Regions from separate parts of the Homo sapiens genome. Here region 2 is linked to region 1. The links are chromatin contacts, found by Hi-C in ENCODE. All regions are on one chromosome and are shown on one strand. The core of a region is the stretch at or near the end of the contact, and the rest is flanking DNA. Distances in the headings are between cores, read along the strand shown. Region 1 holds the start of CCDC150 (coiled-coil domain containing 150). Region 2 holds the start of TYW5 (tRNA-yW synthesizing protein 5).

Evidence for each region. A loop is a pair of places that touch in the nucleus more often than their neighbours do. Pooled maps may share reads with other maps.
Region 2: a loop to region 1 is called in a map of naive thymus-derived CD4-positive, alpha-beta T cell, with 22 times the contacts of the local background. The contact joins the promoter of TYW5 here to the promoter of CCDC150 in region 1. A Hi-C loop is called at or near these places in 2 of 168 maps with a recorded cell type or tissue (breast epithelium and naive thymus-derived CD4-positive, alpha-beta T cell) and 7 of 50 pooled maps.

Annotation. Positions count from the first base shown.
Region 1 is chr2:196,637,900-196,642,420 of GRCh38, forward strand. It overlaps CCDC150 (coiled-coil domain containing 150), which reads left to right and starts at 1,816. Exons shown (of 28, transcript NM_001080539.2): 1 at 1,816-1,879. The coding sequence starts at 1,868. LOC105373823 (a long non-coding RNA gene) reads right to left here and starts at 1,786. Exons shown (of 2, transcript XR_923747.3): 1 at 1,497-1,786; 2 at 529-668. RefSeq lists enhancers at 1,328-1,547, 1,568-1,617, 1,602-2,139, 2,140-2,677.
Region 2 is chr2:199,953,185-199,957,705 of GRCh38, forward strand. It overlaps TYW5 (tRNA-yW synthesizing protein 5), which reads right to left and starts at 2,307. Exons shown (of 8, transcript NM_001039693.3): 1 at 2,209-2,307. The coding sequence starts at 2,286. It overlaps MAIP1 (matrix AAA peptidase interacting protein 1), which reads left to right and starts at 2,398. Exons shown (of 5, transcript NM_001394955.1): 1 at 2,398-3,064. The coding sequence starts at 2,615. RefSeq lists enhancers at 1,951-3,150, 2,261-2,380, 2,551-2,710, 2,731-2,830.

The DNA.
Region 1 (4,521 bases), core at 566-3,065:
GGTAATGTCTGAGAACTATTTATCAACTGAAAATCAAGAGGGAAATCAGCAAGAAAATCGGTATGTTTGGCATTATTTCAATCAAAATCCTGGCAGAATTTTTGTAGGTATCAACAAGTTGATTCAAAAAATTTGGGAGAAAGGTAAAGGAACTAGAAAGTTAAAGGAACAGCCAAAACAAATTTGAAAAAGGACAAAGTTGGAGGACTATACTCCCTGATTTCAAGTTTATTGAAGACTTCAGGTCCTTTTCTCTAACTCTGTAATTGCTTAAGTTCTTATACGGTTTGCCAGACAGTGAATAAGGGAAAACAAATGAAAAACACGAATTTAATCAGTTTGGTTCCCTGACTGCTGCTTAATATGGAGATTTGAGGAGAAGGTGAAAACTCTCATTACACAAAAACACGTGGATACATGTATCACTCATCTCTTAATTCCACTGATAAACCAGAGGTCATTGCAAGATAAAACATACATAATGAAAATAATTGGCTGTTTGCACTGACGCTTTAAAATACATTTTCATTTCCTATTAAAAGCTTTATTTGGTCCCTTTCTCTGAATAATGTATGCAGTGCTCATTTCTCTTCACCGGATCGGCTCAAAGCTTGATGAATATGGCTGTGGTTTGATGGGCAGTCTCTGCATCTCACATTGAGGCTCCGCTATGAAAAGAATTAGAATAGCAAGATCAATTGTCAGGCTAAGTAAATGAGCTCTCATCTCGGATCTGATTGCTTATATGAGAGGGCTGAAGTGATTCTTGGCTGCACTCTCAGGGAGAAGAGAGAAATGCATTTTAATTGCCCTGGCAGGGATAACAGGTGTTCTGTCCAGCTACCAAAACGCAAAGCCGCGTCTTTGCACTATAGAAGGCTTTCCCTTAAGTGAGAATACATATTCTTAAAGCAAAACAACTCAGAAACGCTGGTGTGGTGATGCACGCCTGTAATCCCAGGACTTTGGGAGGCCGAGGTGGGCGGATGGCTCGAGCCCAAAGAGACCAGCCTGAGCAATATGGTGATGACCCCGCCTCCACGAAAAAATACAAAAATTAGCCAGACGTGGTGGCGCGCGCCTGTGGTCCCAGATACTGGGGAGGCTGAGATGGGAGGATCGCTTGAGCTCGGGAGGTCGAGGCTGCAGTGAGTCGAGATCGCACCACCGTAATCCACCCTTGGCGACAGAGGAAGACCCTATCTCAAAAAAGCAAACCACCAAAAAAACCAGGGACAGCTCAATGCTCTTTTCCGTTTCATAGCTACTTACACTCAGATTTACAAATACCTATTAACTTGTAGACAGGGCAAGAAATAATTTATGCTGAAGAGACGAAAGACCTGAAAACAGATTTCTGTGTTTTACTCTCCATGTGGCCATCATGGACGAGGACGAAGAGGGACTTGATTTTTCCTTTAACGAGAAGAATGTTTAAGCTCTGAATTTTTAACCAATTTTTATGCTCGTTACTCTGCTGTAGGGTATGTATTTACCAAGATTAGCAGAACACCGCGAGTTCACCAGGCGGAGACAAGTCACTGTGAAGTGGGCAGCACAGGACCCCCCGGAGGGCAGGCGCCGGAAACTACATATCCCGGCGTGCCCCGCTCGCGAGCACAGTGGAGCCTGCCGCCATTCGGTTCACGGCGCTACGCATTCCCTGAGCGCCGCCGGATGCCGGCCTGGGTCCCGCCCAGGGCTGAGGGCCCTCCTGGGCCGGGAAAACTACAGTTCCCGACATGCCCTGCCACGGGTGCGCCTGCGTACCGGAGCTACTGCGCCGGGGAGCGGGTTGGTTTAAAATGCTGTGTTAGTTCCACGGAAACCCGCTCGCCTGCTGCAGTACGGAGCCTCAGGCGGACAGATGGACTGTAAGGTGAGGCTGCCGGGCCCCGGGCTGGTGAGGGGTGGTCGGAGGCTCGCGAGGCTTCGGCTCAGATAAGGACAGTCACCACTCCCTGGCGCCCTCTCCCTGTCCTGACGGAGTCCAGTCTCACTCCCTGGACCTCAGGGCCCTGATTTAAGGCGCTTTGGCGTTGGCTGCCGGTGAAAGCCATTTAGGAGCGAAGTTTGCATTGGCCTGGCTCCAGCTGAGGGATGGGAGATAGCCACCGAAGCCTCCAGATAAGCCCAATACCACCTTTATTTATGTGTTAAGTTGGAGTTTAATAGGTTCCTGGGAAGGCTATTTCGGCGTTAATGTTTGATTTTTGCCACCAGTTAATCCTCCCTGGCTTGCTTACCAGAATATAGGTGTCAGGAATTTGCACTTGTTCTTTACGGTTTCCGCAGTACCTGGCGCTCTTGCTAGAACGGAATAGACATTCGTTAAATTCCTGTCGAAGTATTCTCCTGTTTATTTACCACCTATAATTTCCCAGGCACTGTATTAGGCTCTAAAGATAGAAAAATGTCTATTTTTAACCCCACTTTAGAGAAGTTCGTATTAGTCCGTCTTAAATGCCCCCCAACACATGCTTCTAATTTGTTAATCTTGGCGTGCTCAGGACTAGGTCCTTTAATCCTTTGTGTTCTCTGTTATCCCGCCTTATGGTTTTCTTGAGCTCTTCAGAAATTAGTCTCCAGTCCACACCTCACCCCCAAACTTCAGATCCACAAATTCAATAATGTATTTGGTATCTTTCATGTTTTAAATTTGACATTTTAAAAACTACTCTTTATCTTTTCCACAAAACGGATTCTTCCTTAATAAGTTTGCATTGTCTCAGTGATAGCACCATCCAGGCCAAAAACCCTGTAGTAATCTTGGCTTCTTCCTTTCCCTCATATCTCATATCTAATGCATCAGCAAAAGCTATCTTTCAAGTATATCTAACCACTAACCACTTCTTACAGTAGGAATACCGCTGCTGTCACCTTGGTTCTGGCCAGCAGCATCTCTACTTCTGCTTTTGTTCTTCCACCATTTGGAGTGGGAGGGAGTCAAAATGATCCAGTTAAAAGGAAAGTTGGATAGCATTCCTCAGCTATAGACCTCCAGTGACTCTGAGAATCACTGACAGCAAAAGCCAGACTTCTACAATGGCCTTCAAGGCTCTGTGTATTCTGTTTTTTGTTTTTTTGAAACGGAGTCTCGCTCTGTCGCCCAGGCTGGAGTGCAGCAGTCTCAGCTCACTGCAAGCTCCGCCTCCTGGGTTCACACCATTCTCCTGCCTCAGCCATCCGAGTAGCTGAAACTACAGGAGCACGCCACCACGCCCGGCTAATTTTTTTTTTATTTTTATTTTTGTATTTTTAGTGAGACGGGGTTTCGCCGTGTTAGCCAGGATGGTCTCGATCTCCTGACCTCTTGATCTGCCCGCCTCGGCCTTCCAAAGTGCTGGGATTACAGGCGTGAGCCACCGCGCCCAGCCGTATTCTGGTTTTATTATTACCGTCTGACCTCATCTCTCAATGTTCTCTGTGTTACTCCTTCCTCTCCAGCCAAACCCACCTCTTTATTATGTGCGGACTCATCAGACCTTCTAACTTCAGGCCTTTGCACTTGCTGTTTCCGTCTTCTGGGCCTTTCTGCCCTCTGATATCTATATAACAGGTCTTTGCTCAAATGTTATGAGGCCTTCTTTGACCACCCTGTTTAAAATGAAAATCTGCCCTGTAGCCTCCATACCATGTTCTTTCCTATTTCATTTTCCTCCTTTGCACTTATCACCAATAAACAAACTATGTATTTTACTTAGTGTCTGTCTTCTTCAGCTGGAATATAAGCTCCACGAAGGCAGGGAGTTTTGTTCGTACTGTTCTACCCAACCCCTGCCCCCCGCCTCATTGCCTATAACAGTGTGTGGCTCATGGTAAATGTTCAGGAAATATTTGTTAGATGTGTGAGTGAATGAAGACAGTGTTACCATATTATTTTCTAGTGGTTGTGATAAACAACATTGACTCCCTGGACTGTTATTTTGGAACCAACAGCATGTACTTGTATACGCTTTTGCCAGTGTACACCTATTGCCAGGTGTAGGAATGGAGCCTGTGTCCACAGAAGCATGTGTTCTCTTTTCAAAGTCATCTGGTTTTTACTAGTATATTACTTGTGACATTGGTCTTTTTCTTGCCATGCTTTCCATAAGGTTACCTGCCTAGAAGCTCTTTGGAAATATTCTCCCTAAACATCAAGACAGAATTCTGTTAGTTTGATAATAATATATGCATAGAAATTAGTTATGAATGAACTTTTTTAAAAATAAAAGTTTATATCTCAGTATTTTTATTATTGTTACTATCAAGCGTTAGGACTTAGGTTCAAGGCAGCAATCAATATTTGCTCCTTTTCAAACACAACAAAGCACAGATATGTTAAAGCTGTTGTCTCTTTGCTAGAATGTCAGCCATTAGAGGTAGATTGTTTTCATGTAAGACTGTGCTTCTTAGACTATGAGCCATAGAACTATGACTTATGAGGATCTGCCAAGTGGCCATTGGAGAGTGTGCGTGTATTTATGTATGTAGGGGTGTGGGTGGCATTTCTGCTACCACTGCTTTGGGCCTACCAGA
Region 2 (4,521 bases), core at 1,057-3,556, 3.3 Mb after region 1:
TCGGGGCGGGTGCCTGTAGTCCTGGCTACTCAGGAGGCTGAGGCAGGAGAATCGCTTGAACCCTGAAGGCAGAGGTTAACGTGAGCCGAGACTGTGCCACTGTACTCCAGCCTGGGCGATAAGAGCAAAACTCCATTTCAAAAAAAAAGAAAAAGAAAATGATGTGCCAATGTAGGTTTATCAATTGTAACAAATATACCACTCTAATGAGGGGATGTTGATCATGGAGGAGGCTATCCATGTGTCAGGGCAGAAAGGACATGAGAAATCTCTGTACCTTTGGTCAATTGTGCTGTGAACCTATAAAGCCTCGAAAAAACAGTCTATTTTTTAAAAAGTCATTTTGTGCCTTATTGATTTTTGAAATGTCATGCTTATTATACACTAAATTTCCATAGGAATAGGTATTTCTGCACTTTCTATTCTATTCCCTTGGTCTATCTATTCATGTACCTGTACAATATACAGTGTTAATTATGGAGTTATTAGAAAATGTTTAACAAAAAACTCATAGCACTATGCCCCCTCATACTTTTTAGTGTTTCCAGATAGAAAGGTCTTTTTTTCCAATTTTGTTATTAATTTCTAGTTTTACTGCCCATGGCCAGAGAAAGTTGTTTGTAATTTTCGACTTTTTAAAATGTAATGATGCTTTGTGCTGTATGTCTTGTCTGAAGAGATTAAATTACAAAATACCTTTTGCTATGACTCTTACAAAGCACTTCCACATACCCTAATCTTCACAACACTGCCCTTTAGGCAACTTACGTCTAGCACATTCTGAGATAGGGGGTGTCTAAGGACAGGGAGAGCAAGAACAACCCATCTAGTACAAGTCTCCAAACTAATAAAGGCTTGAATCCTCTCCCGTAGGTTGCTATCAAAAGAAAAACTTCATTCCTCCCGCATCCCCCCAACCCCGCCTTTTTTTTTTTTAAGCTAGGGTCTCACCCTCTCGCCCATGCTGGAGCAGTGGCAGGATCATGGATCACTGCAGCCTCGACCTCCCGGGCTCAAGCAGATCCTCCGACCTCAGCCTCCAGAGTAGCTGGGAATACAGGCGTGCGCCACCACGCCCGGCTAATTTTTGTATTTTTTGTACAGACGGGGATTCACCATATTGGCCAGGCTGGTCTTGAACTCCTGACCTCAAGTGATCCACCGACCTGGGCCTCCCAAAATGTTAGGATTACTGGCATGAACCACGGCGCCCAGCCCATCCGACTTTTGTAACACTCAGAATTGTAGTTTTGTTTGTTTGTTTGAGACCGAGTTTAGCTCTTGTTGCCCAGGCTGGAGTGCAGTGGCGCGATCTCGGCTCACTGCAACCTCCGCCTCCCGGGTTCAAGCGATTCTCCTGCCTCAGCCTCCCGAGTAGCTGGGATTACAGGTATGGGCCACCACCATGCCCGGCTAATTTTGTATTTTTAGTAGAGATGGGATTTCTACTGGCTGGTCTTGAACTCCTGACCTCCGGTGATCCGTCCGCCTCGGCCTCGCAAAGTGCTGGGATTACAGGCGTGAGCCACCGCGCCCGGCCCCAGAACTGTAATTCTATGACCACCCTTATAAATGTAAATATCAGGTAAGAAAATTGCTGGGTATTTTTCCTACCATAAACTGACTTACTGTAATCCTGTGGATTTTTCCTTTTAATACCTTGTTTTTCTTAGGTCTGGACTCCCTTGAAAAGCACTGCAAGTAAAAGCACTTTTTGTTTCCCTAATATTTCTCTATGAGTTTTCTTTTAAAGACCTAAGGTTCTAACTACAGGTATAAAAGACTCCAATGTCGGAACTAGAACCTAAGTAAGTTAGAATTCAAGACGAGTAGGAGTTTTCCGGGGGAATCCCATTGCTTTCCTTTTTGGCTCAGTGGAGTGAAAAGTTGTGCCTTCAAATCCATTAATTCGGAGCAGACTGACAGATGCGGAGTAAAGAGTTTAGGCAAAATACCTCTCGCACTCAGCTCTCCGCCATCATCTTGCTCCCCAGAAACATGGGACTTTCTCCGGAAATTTCAATAGAGGAGCCAGTCGGCGTCCCCCGTGCACCTTTCCCTTGGTCTAAGGGCCAACCAGTGATCTGCTGCCGTCCTGCGCCTCTTTCCCACACCCTGGGTCTCTAAAAACCAGTTCCCAGCTGTCCGAAAGGTAAAGACGTGTCTCTCGCTGGTTTCTCGAGGTTCTGCCCCGCGCGAGGGCCTCACCTGTGGGTAGAGGTGCTGCATGAACTGCTCCCGAGAAACGCCCTCCAGCCGGGGTACCGGGAGGTGCTGCCCGGCCATGGTTGCTCACGCCTGCCCTCTTCCAGGTCTTCGGAACTTCGGCTCTAAAGCGTTCCTCAGCGCCATCCGCCCGGAAACACGAGCGACAGAGAAAAGGTCCGCGAGGCCGGCAGACTCCAGAGTGGCTGGGTCCGAGCGCGGGGCGGGTTGCCGAAGGGCCTCGGCCTGGGCTGCGTGCTGGAGAGCGGGGACGGGGCCGACTCACCAGAGGCTGCAGCAACAGGTCCACTTTGCTCTCCAGTCTCTTTCTCCGACACCGCTGAGGCGGTTTCCCACCGACTTCCTTTCCATACAGCACCGGCAGGCACCGGTGTGAAGGGTCATAAAAATGGCGCTGGCCGCTCGTTTGCTACCCCAGTTCCTGCACTCTCGGTCGCTGCCCTGCGGGGCCGTCCGACTCCGGACTCCTGCTGTGGCCGAGGTGAGGCTGCCGTCGGCCACACTTTGCTACTTCTGCCGCTGTCGCCTCGGCTTGGGAGCGGCGTTATTTCCACGAAGCGCTAGGGCCTTGGCAGCCTCGGCGCTACCTGCCCAGGGCTCCCGGTGGCCAGTGCTCAGCAGCCCGGGACTCCCCGCAGCCTTCGCTTCTTTCCCTGCCTGCCCTCAGCGCAGCTACAGCACGGAGGAGAAGCCCCAGCAGCACCAGAAAACCAAGATGATCGTCCTGGGATTCTCCAACCCCATCAACTGGGTTAGGACTCGAATTAAGGCCTTCCTTATCTGGGCCTATTTCGACAAAGAGTTCAGCATCACAGAGTTCTCCGAGGGAGCGAAGCAGGTTTGTTTATTTCCCTGATTGACCTATCCGTCTCTAATGAGTTCAACTATTGCTCGCAGAAGTGCTTAGCAGTGAGTTTTCTTCACTGGGATACAAGTGATCAAACGTGATTAGTGGCCCAGACATAGAGCCTTCCAGCCATTGCTTGACTTAAAGTAAGCTTCTGGGCCGGGAATGGTGGTACACGCCTGTAGTCTCAGCTACTTGGGAGGCTGAAGGGGAGGATCGCTTGAACCCAGGAGTTGGACGTTGTAGTGAGCTGTGATCGTGCCATTGCACTCCAGCCTGGGATACAGAGCCAGGCCCTGTCTCAGAAAGAAAAAGCTATATGGCTCATCTTGTCTGAACATAATTTTCAAATTTACAAAGTGGGCAAGACAATGCCTGGCACATAGTAGGCACTCCATGAATGTTTGCTGAATACATTAATAAATGGGTAAGATTGAAGAATAATTGAGATAACATTTCCAAAGTGCTGTAATGTCACCTTGGGTAGAAGAGCAGAACTTCCTGCCAGCTATTAGACAGAGCCGACCAATACACCACCCCATACTCCGTAAAGATTAAACTGGAGATGAGCAATTTTACCCTTTCAAAGGATTTGCTGAGACTGCCTGGTGGCTAAGTGCACAGCACCCTGCACACAGAAAATATTTAGCCTTTAGAGATTCTTATCCCTGACTTTGTTAGTTACGTACCTGTTTCTGAATGGCTGATTATACCTTGCCTTACCCTTGTGACATATGGTCACTTGGGTCCTGAGATTATTTGTAGATTTTGTGGGTACATGCTTTTTTTTTTTTTTTTTGGACTCCTTTACAGATTGTATCGTTCCCAAACATTGCAGAACTGCTGATAACAATAGAAGTCGGCCAGGCATGGCGGCTCACGCCTGTAATCCCAGTACTTTGGGAGGCCGAGGCAGGTGGATCACAAGGTCAGGAGTTCGAGACCAGCCTGGCCAATATGGTGAAACAGTGTCTCTTCTAAAAATACAAAAATTAGGCGTGGCGAGCCCCTGTAGTCCCACCTACTCTGGAGGCTGAGGCAGGAGAATTGCATGAACCCGGGAGGTGGAGGTTGCAGTGAACCAAGATTGCGCCACTGCACTCCAGCCTGGGTGACAGAGCGAGACTCCGTCTCAAAAAACAAAAACAAACAAAAAAACCACAATAGAAGTCAGAAAGTTTATTTCCCGCTTCATACCTCCATATGCCTTAAAACCATGCTATTGGTGTAATCATTTTACAGTATTGGTTGTATACTGGTATTGATATTTTACTCCAAATTTATTTCAGATTCTTTCCATAATCATGGCCATTTGTATTTATAAGACCAATCAGTTGTAAATCAAATGTTTTCAACTTTGTTTAATAAGTGTCAGTATTAACTCCTGCTGCCTGCTTCTCTGAGTCAACTCTTGACTACTATATATATTTATATAAAAAAAGTCAAAG